Linked DNA regions of Mus musculus: region 2 is linked to region 1. The links are chromatin loops, found by intact Hi-C in ENCODE. Cell type or tissue: left cerebral cortex. All regions are shown on one strand. Links, peaks and the distances in the headings refer to the core of each region. The heading gives the core; the rest is flanking DNA.

Region 1 (4,411 bases), core at 1-2,500:
TACCAGCTTCATCAGTGACTCACCAGCTCGAACCTGCACCATCGTAATCAGGGTAAAATATAAAAGGAGGCAGACACAGTGGCCCTGCTCTGTGTACGTGCTGCTGAGCCAGCAGTGCATCCTGGAAGTCTGGTTTACGTTCTGCAAAGAAAAACACTGCCCTGTACAGAGGTATCTGTGAGGACAGAGGCACAGCCAGGGAGGCAAAATCAGTACCCTCCGTGACCAAGTGGGCTAAGTTTGCTCACTTAAAGGAGTTTTCCTTTCCCAACCACACCACTCACACCATGTACACATCCTGCGTATTCCACTCAGAGCCAACAGAAAACCATGCCGACTTTCCTCCTGACTCCTCCTTTCCCAGATACGGCACAACTGCAGGTTGGGCAGTCGCAGGCATCTGTGCCCCACACCGCTGCCGATACCCACTGCACAGACACTGCCTACTGGGCTTTCTCTGCAAGATCAAGAGGCTCACATTTCACACAGGACTCATTCCACCATTTCCTTTTCCATTCGCAAGCAGCCTTGGGAAACCTTCATGTCAACAGGAACAGCTGCCCTCCCTCTCATCACCACCACAGAACGGACAAGGCCCTCCTCCCAGTGCCTATGAGGGCAATCCCCAAGACAGGCTCTGCCCACCCCATTGCTCCCTTGTTTTCCTCTGCTACTCTGGACTCTACCTACAACCCCTCCATGGTGTCTTCCATCCCACACTCACGATGTTGGCTGCTCGAACGTGCATCTCATAATTGTCCTGTTCGCCCTGAGTAGCCCGAGACACCTGCGTCTCATCCTCAATCTGAGGGCAAATAAGAAAAGCCTAGAATCAACACAGGGAGCAGCCACCTGGCTTAGCTGCCACCGCCGCCGCCGCCGCCGCCACCCGCCTTCATGTCTTTACCATAGCCTGTCAGGCCTTCCCGCAGATCCAGAGCCTACTTCCTGTCTAGACAACTGGCAATGTCTCCAACCCCTTCTTGTTCTCTGGGTGACGATAGGTTACTTCATGTCAAAAGGACACTGCCCAGTCTTTGTGACAGTTTATAAGAAATAAAGGGCTAGAGAGATGGTACATTCAGTTCGATTCCCAGCAACCACAAGGTGGGTCACAACCAGCTGCCATAGGATCTGATGCCCTCCCTCTTCTGTCTGATGTTCTCTTCTGTCTTGCAGGTATAGATGCAAATAGAGTCCTCATATACATTAAATAAATCAATCTTTTAAAAAGACATTGACTTATTTAATGTATATGAGTTCACTGTTGCTGTCTTCAGACACACCAGAAGAGGGCATCAGATCTCATTACAGATGGTTGTGAGCCACCATGTGGTTGTTGGGAATTGAGCTCAGGACCTCTAGAAGGGCAGTCAGTACTCTTAACTGAGCCATTTCTCCAGTCCTTAAATAAATAAATCTTAAAAAGAAAGAAAAGATGTTCAATAAAGGATTAAAAAGACAAACTTTCTGATCTCTGAGTTTAAGCTTACAGGTGGACCAGCTGGAGCCTAACACAGACCTCAGTGGGCTTGAGGCTTCTCAGAAATTATTTAAATAGAACAGCATTTCTCAACCTGTGGATTGCCTTTCACAGGGGCTGCCTAAGACCATCGGAAAACACTGGCATTTACGACTCAAAGGGTAACAACAGTTCTGTAGTTGCAACAAAAATAATTTTATGGCTGGAGGTCACCACAACATGAGGGTTGTGGTGTTTAAGGGTTAAACTCACCAGTCATCACAAGAATCTATGGCAAGGGTAAACCTCAGCCCAGGTGGCTAGTGCTCAGTAACTAACGTAGAGCCCTGGCAAACGGGCCAGAGTTCTCCTCTCTGCTCTGTGCTTGTCACTATTTGGCTCTTCTATTTATCTGCTGTCCCATTACTTTTAACGCCTCTTCACTCCTACCCGCACCGGTCAGGTGAGTCACATTCCCTCTGCTTTCCTCACCCCTGTACCCAGGCCCCAGGGAAAACCAGTCCCAGCCTTCTCCAATGGCTTCGGAACAGCTACCACACACCTTGGCGGTCTTGATGATCTCGGTGAAGTTGTCCATGATGGACTTGATGTCGTCTTTGAGCCGCTTGTTGTATGACTGCAGCAGCGTCTCCTTGCTCTGGGGAAGGGCTCTCTGCTGGGCCATGGCGGGCCCTGGACGAGAACCAGTCTGGTCCGGCCCGAACCGAGTACTGAGGGCTGGGGACCGGGATTTCCGATACAACAGCTCCGTCCACGAACACACGCCCGGCAGCAGGCCCTTACGGCGAGGGAACAAAGCACCCGCACGCTCCTTCCCGCGGCTTCCGTTCACTCCTGGCGCCTCCCGCCGCCTCTCGGAGCCTGCGGTCCGGTGCCAGGGCCCGCCCGCCTGGACGAACGCGCAGCCGCGGCCCGACACGCCCCCGCTCAGGCTCCGCCCCTCTGTCAGAGTCCGAAGTGGGTCCTTGTCGCTTTAAATCCGAAATCCCGCGAGGGCGCCTGCTCTCGCGATATCTGCGGCCACTTACTTATCCCCCACAATTCCCTCTTCTTTCTTTCTCCAGCAGCCGAGCAAGATGGTGAGTGTCTCTGGGCCCCCGCGCTATCCGCCTCCATCCGCCGCCCGTCGCCCGTCAGCGGCGTTCTCCGCCGTCCCTGTCTCCTCGGGGTCCCTCGCGGAAAGGGAGCCACAGCGACCGACTCACAGGCAATGACTCCGCTGCCCGATGGCACGGGTTTCTCTCTTCCGTACAGCCCAAAGGGAAGAAGGCCAAGGGGAAGAAGGTGGCCCCGGCCCCCGCCGTCGTCAAGAAGCAGGAGGCCAAGAAGGTGGTCAACCCTCTGTTCGAGAAGAGGCCCAAGAACTTCGGCATTGGTAAGGAGTGGCGTCGGCGTGTCACAAGGGCAAGGCGCCTTGACGGGCAATGGACTGAATGAGAGCCGGGCACCGTCCCGAGCAGCCGCCACTGCGCATGCTCGGCTGGTGTGAGAAGGGGAATGGTGGTCGTGTGCAGATGATGTGACAGAATATTTGCTATCAGATGAGTGGTGATGACACTAGAACCACCAAGATCGCTGATGCACCGACGCCCTCCTGCCCTGGGTACTGCCTCGGCTGCAGGCCGGCCCGAGGAGAGGCCTCGGTCACAGTGTCCCTCTTAACTTCCCAGGACAGGACATCCAGCCCAAAAGAGATTTAACGCGCTTCGTCAAATGGCCCCGCTACATCAGACTGCAGCGGCAAAGAGCTATCCTCTACAAGCGGCTCAAAGTCCCTCCTGCCATTAACCAGTTCACCCAGGCCCTGGACAGGCAGACAGGTGAGGTTCCGGGCCCCAGAGCCAGAAACTGGCCCCGAGTTTGCCCTTACTGCAGTGCATGGCCACACTAATACAGCTATGAAGAGAGAGGTGGAAGGGGGTCCCCAGTCCCTCCACCTGGAATGGGCGGGATTTGGTGAGGAAGCAGTTGAGGAAGGATCCCCGTGTTGACCTCCTGCCGTCTCATCAGTGTACCACAATAGGGTGGTTTTGTTGGGGGATCAGGGTCTCTAGTTGTGGAGCTCAGCATTGCTGCCTGTTTCATGAGTGCTGGTATTAATGGCATGAGCCACAGCCATTCAGGGCTAGGAGGTCAGACACAACTTTTCAATGCCAGGTTAAGTGACAGGTTAGAATTGGGCCTGGGCGTGAGATTGCTGGCCAAGTAATAGCCCCAGCGCCTTTAAAGGGATTCAGGCTTAGAGTCCAATTGAATGTGTTTTCCAGCTACTCAGCTGCTTAAGCTTGCCCACAAGTACAGGCCAGAGACAAAGCAAGAGAAGAAGCAAAGGCTACTGGCCCGTGCTGAGAAGAAAGCTGCTGGCAAAGGCGACGTCCCAACTAAGAGACCACCTGTCCTCCGAGCAGGTCAGTGCTTCCCTGCCCGTCCCCCCCACCCCCCAAAGGGAGGATGGTAAGGCAGGCTGTGCAGTGATGTGTGAATTTCTTCACCTGAAAATATTGTGAAGAGTAAATCGAGCTTTTTAACCCTGAGTCGCAGCTTAGTGGAGCTGCATTTTTGTGACTGCAGCAGCCGGAGCACACAGGCAAAGTGGTTGTGTTGTATGTTCCAGGAGTCAATACAGTCACCACCTTGGTGGAGAACAAGAAGGCTCAGCTGGTGGTGATTGCCCATGACGTAGACCCCATTGAGGTAGGTGTGAGGTTCTGTGTGGCTTCTGGAAGGTTGGGATCTCTTGCTGGGTTTGAAGAGCTGGGGAAAAGATTGGTGTGGCTCTTGCAATGATGTCAATCTTTGACTGAAGTGACCTTGAAGTGCAATTACTGAGCTTTTTAACCCTGAGCAATTGCCACAAAGTATCTGTGCAGCTAGCTGTTGCTTCTGCCAAAACAACCTACAGCTCATGTTTGCTTCTAGCTGGTGGTT
Region 2 (4,831 bases), core at 939-3,438, 100 kb after region 1:
CTTAGTCAGGGTTTCTATTCCTGCACAAACATCATGACCATGAAGCAAATTGGGGAGGAAAAGGTTTATTCAGCTTACACATCCACTTTGCTGTTGATCACCAAAGGATGTCAGGACTGGAACTCAAGCAGGTCAGAAAGCAGGAGCTGATGCAGAGGCCATGGAGGAATGTTCTTTACTGGCTTGCTTCCCCTGGCTTGCTCAGCCTGCTCTCTTATAGAACCCAAGACTACCAGCCCAGAGATGGCACCACCCACAAGGGGCCCTCCCACCTTGATCACTAATTAAGAAAATGCCTTGCAGCGGGATCTCATGGAGGCATTTCCCCAACTGAAGCTCCTTTCTCTGTGATAACTCCAGCTGTGTCAAGTTGACACAAAACCAGCCGTACACTGCTTTACCCAGAATCCAAACAGTATCAGCCCTCTTGATCACCTCAGGGTTTTGATGTAAAAACAAGATGATTGAAGATGTCTTACCTCGACAACTCCAGACATTTTTGCATGGCCCAGGTCTCACGTGAAAAACACTACAACTGGGGTGTTGCCTCTGCAAAGGAGAGGCTTCATGTTATCACCCTTTCCCCTGCCACCTCCAGCCATGAGCTGTGTTGGCAGCAAGGTCCCATCCGGGAGCCCACTGGCTTCCTCCTCCTTCCTTCTCACTTCTCACATGCAGACGATCTGCCTCGAAAGAGAGGCTTAGGTGCAGCGGGGTTCCCACTGATGACGTCACTGGACAGCACAGTCAAACTCAACTTCTTAGCCAGTTCAGCGTTTTAAGTACTGTGTAGCCCAGTTTATTGACTTCTCTTTTAAGGTGCCCAGCCCAAAGCATGCCACTGTTGCCTTCTCCCCACAGAGGGCACCAACACCTCTCAGTCCCTTTAAATATTAGGAATTACGATGTACATGTGTGGGCATGCACATGGCACGATGTGGGTGTGGCGGACAGAGGGCAACTCCACCACGGAGCCAATTTTCTTCTTTTATCTTTACACGGGTTCTTGGGATTGAACTCAGGCAATCAGGCTTGTGTGGCAAGAACCAAAAGCTTTTCCGCCCTCGTCGAAGTTAGGGTGTGTGTTTGTGGGGACGGGGCTGAGGGTCAGTGATAGAGGTTCTTTCCTGCCATGGGGATCCTAGGAATCAGACTTAAGTTGTCTGCCTTGTACAAAACACTTCTGCTGAGCCACCACTGCCTGCCCCTTTCAGATCACTGCCTGAAGCTAGTCTATTAGAAGTGGACAGAGTAAAGGCCCACCAGAGGGACGGGAGAGGCAGTCAGGGAACCCCCTGGTGTCAGTAGTCTCCCTGAGGTGGCCCTCACCCAGCCTATCATTGTTCTTGCCTGCAGAATGTGACAGGCAGCTCTTTGGACCTCGGGGTGAAATTGTGAGTCCCTCACTGAGCCCAGACGGGAGGAAGGCAGGGACCTGCAGGGTCTTCATCAGTGTGGCTCCACAGGCCCGCATTGCCATCCGCGCCCTGGCCAGTGATATGGGCACTGCTTCTGAGGGGACCAATGCCAACTATGTCTCGGTGAGGCCACGAGGATGGGGACAAAAAGGGGGTAATCTTTTGATACGATTCTGGAGAGCTGTCTCTAGGAAGGAGGGAGGGAGTGTTGGCATTAGGGAACACTTTTAGCTTATTTTTCATCCAAAACTTCAAAATTATTGGAAAGAATGGGAAGGAGGGTTTCTGCCACTCACTCACTCACCAGGGAATGCTTGTGGCTCTACCCACAAGAAGGAAGAGAGAAGGCCTTCCCTGGGAGTCCATTGCCTGTTGACCCAGCGTGGAAGCATCGTGTTTGTGTCTGGTGTTTTGTTTGTTTTCAGAAGAGCATAGGTAGGGTTGCGATTCAGTATGCTCTACAAGGCACCAGAGCACCTCAGACTTAGTCTTGAGCAGGATCCTAGCTCTTGTACCTGGTTGTGTGTTCTGGGGAGTTTCTTGGGTAGAACCGAGTGTCCCTCATGTGGGCTCCTTTAAGAAACAAAAATGACTCTGAGTAGCCAGGAGTTTATAAATAATGATCACTCATGGCCTGTTCTGGCTACTTGCTTCTCCACAGATCAGGGACATCCACAGTCTGAGGACCACAACATTTTGGGGGCAGCAGGTGCTCTACTGGGAGTCCGAAGGCAGCGAGGCTGAACTGGAGTTTAGCCCTGGCTTCCTGGAGGCACATGCCAGTCTCCAGGGCGAGTATTGGACCATCTCACCTAGGACATCGGAACAGGACGACAGCCTGGCTCTGTCCTAGGTTTCTCTCCAACAGCCGGGGAGTATGCAACTTTAGCCTCTTTAGAAGTTCTAATGCCTGCTAGCCTTAGGGAACCTCTTTTAGTGACCTTTTCCAGGTGCAGAAGGGCTGGGACTGGGAGGTGGAGATCAGAAAAACAGTCCCAGCCCCCAGTGGTTAATAAAGGATACAGGATACCAGACTGGAGTTTTCCTCCCATAACCTGCCGCCCATTACAAGCCTAGCTCGAAAGCTCATTCTACTGCAAGGCGGAGTTCCTTGGAGGTCTGAACAAGGCCTTTGCCACTTCTGGATGACGTCTTCCAATCTTGCAAAGAGGAAAGGCCAGACCGGATCCAGCGCACCTGCTGGGTGGCAAAGGGCGTCTGACAGTCTGTAAACACGCCCCTTATGCTATACTCCATTTCCTCCCGCCCTCCCCCCGCCCCCCGGCTATGGCCTGCGGGCCCGCCCCTATGCTAATCACCACCTCTCCCACAAGGCCGCGCGCGGGTGGACACGTCTCTTTGTGCGCGCCTGGGGCTGCGCGCAGCGTTTAGCATGAGCGGCTCGGGCGCCGCCGGAGCGGCCGCGGGCCCAGCCCCGCCGGCACAGGAAGAGGGCATGACTTGGTGGTACCGCTGGCTGTGCCGCCTGGCGGGAGTGCTAGGAGCGGTGTGTGAGTATCGGGTCCAGGGAGCGGGCGTCCCCGGGGTTGCCATGGCTCCCGGCCTCAGGCCTGCAGTCCACCGCCGGAACTCGATGGCTTACTGCCCAGTTGTTGCGGCCCTGATCAGAGGAAATGAGACTCACAGAGGACGCGCGTCTGCCCCTTCCCGGCCCTGCCTCGGCCTGGTGATGCTTACCTGGGCTGGGGTGGGACTGCCAAGTTCCCAGCCTTTGGACAAAACTTGTTCATAAATGGGGGGCAGCTCTCCACAGGCTGGGAAGTTTGCTTGGGGGTCAGATGGTGCCAGGAGAAGAGTGGCCCCTCAGGGTGGCTGGGCAGTGATCGGAGTTCTCCTCGGGTTCCTACTGTCCACACTCTCCTAATGCTTCTCGTCGGCCTAGTATCCTCCACACCAGCAAGCTTTCTCTGCTCTTGTAAAGAGGAAGGCAGGTCCGCCTCTTCAGTGCAGCTATGTTGCTGGCCTTCCAAACAGTGTGTTTGCTAAATCCTGGGTGTCCCTTTCATTGTGAATTCCTAGAAGTCCAGGTGAGTGCTGGGAAGGCCCGAGGATCCATTGCCTACCTGGTACCAGAGCAGGAACTGTGTGGGTAGGGGAAGACTCATCCGTTTTCCTGTCTGGAGGAATACCTTGGAGCCCCATCTGTCCAGACGATCTTGCTAGTCAGATGGATAGGGTAGAGTTAGGTATGTGCTGCCCTGGTAAGGCAGCTCTGGAAGAAGTCTGCTGAGGTTGATCAAATCCTCTTCAGTGCAGTTAGCTAGTTCAAGGTGGTATTAAGGGGTGAGGGACAAGGAAGGGCCTGACCATGACCTGTAGGCGGCTATCCTCCCTCCGTCATGGTGATTCAGTCAGTGACCAGGTGATTTCTAGATTAGATTGACTTTGGAAATCCCACCCAGTCCCATACTTCCTGTGGGTACCTGTGCTACTCCCGAAGGCCTCCCTAATCCTCCTGCCGAGCCAAGCTATCAGTGAAACCTTACTGGAGACCTGTGGCCGTAGCTTAAATTGTTCCCTGAACCTGATCATTGGGATCAGGGGGGTGGACATCAAGGTTTTGAATACTGGCATATCATAGGAGGGAAGGATATCGTGTATTTGCTTTAAAAACTCAATAGGGGTTTGGCAGGAGCTATGGCTTAGCCGGTCACTTTGACATAGGGCTATCCTCTCTTGGAATGGAGGATATTCTAAGGGGCTTATTATTTATTGGAGGGATTTATTCTGGTCCCAAAGACCTCTGTAGACAGAGGAAGAAAGGATTATAGGGACATCTCCTTTATATGGAAGACATGAGCATTATTAGCACCCCAAGTGAGTGGATGTATTTGAGTCCTTGGTTGTCAAAGGACTCCTGTTCGTCTGAGTTGCGACCTGGTCCTCCCAAAGGTGGCTCTGTAGGACAGCATGGTGGAGTAGCTCTGTAGATGGAATGCTGAGGACAGGAGTGCAGGCCTTTCAGGTGAGACCAGGCCTAGCTCCACACAGGCAGGGGGCCGACAGTCTTTCACTTCTGTGGCCCTGGAAGCTTTGCTGCGTGAATGAGTGCTGCGTTGAGTTCTTTATTAGAGGAGACTTTGTGACATAGAAGCTGTGCCACTCATTTGGTCCATTCTCCTGCATCAGTTCCCATTTGGATAATGTAACACAGGAAAGTGGAAAATGGTGGAATTCCAGGCCCAGTGGAGGGATCCGGTGACCCAGGCCTGCTGCAAGTTTAATAAGTTGGTGCTAATTGCAGCCTCAGAGGGCCAACACTCTGCCCTCCCTTAGCTTGTGTCCTGCCAGAATGGGCAGCTCTCAGCAATGTCCTCAGAGGCTCCCAGAGTTCCTGGTGAGGGACTTCTTGGTGAAGCCTGGGTGGCTGGGGCAGACTGTAACCTGAAGGT

The links. Hi-C counts contacts between places; a loop is a spot of excess contacts. Peaks named below come from ENCODE experiments on the same cell type or tissue, not always from the same donor. Only the 100,000 strongest peaks of a DNase experiment are listed, where the experiment ranks them.
Region 2: a loop joins it to region 1, with 2.6 times the contacts of the local background. A loop is called at or near these places in 9 of 42 quality-filtered maps.

What each region holds. Positions count from the first base shown.
Region 1 is chr2:26,908,269-26,912,679 of GRCm38, forward strand. Med22 (mediator complex subunit 22) reads right to left here and starts at 2,374. Exons shown (of 4, transcript NM_001033908.1): 1 at 2,025-2,374; 2 at 725-805; 3 at 1-33. The coding sequence starts at 2,147. It overlaps Rpl7a (ribosomal protein L7A), which reads left to right and starts at 2,539. Exons shown (of 8, transcript NM_013721.3): 1 at 2,539-2,562; 2 at 2,738-2,858; 3 at 3,154-3,303; 4 at 3,751-3,891; 5 at 4,098-4,177; 6 at 4,403-4,411. The coding sequence starts at 2,560. Gm23969 (a small nucleolar RNA gene) reads left to right here and starts at 2,993; the gene lies at 2,993-3,066. LOC115489587 (a small nucleolar RNA gene) reads left to right here and starts at 3,950; the gene lies at 3,950-4,023. It also overlaps LOC115489586. In left cerebral cortex, for the core only: a CTCF peak has its summit at 1,283 (motif pointing right); DNase peaks (open chromatin) are centred at 1,371, 1,516, 1,960 and 2,443; H3K4me3 peaks cover 1,122 bases; H3K27ac peaks cover 950 bases.
Region 2 is chr2:27,007,177-27,012,007 of GRCm38, forward strand. Adamts13 (a disintegrin-like and metallopeptidase (reprolysin type) with thrombospondin type 1 motif, 13) reads left to right here. Exons shown (of 29, transcript NM_001001322.2): 28 at 1,357-1,541; 29 at 2,080-2,449. The coding sequence ends at 2,271. Cacfd1 (calcium channel flower domain containing 1) reads left to right here and starts at 2,750. Exons shown (of 6, transcript NM_029862.4): 1 at 2,750-2,929. The coding sequence starts at 2,812. In left cerebral cortex, for the core only: a CTCF peak has its summit at 2,403; DNase peaks (open chromatin) are centred at 2,747 and 3,329; H3K4me3 peaks cover 1,279 bases; H3K27ac peaks cover 1,429 bases.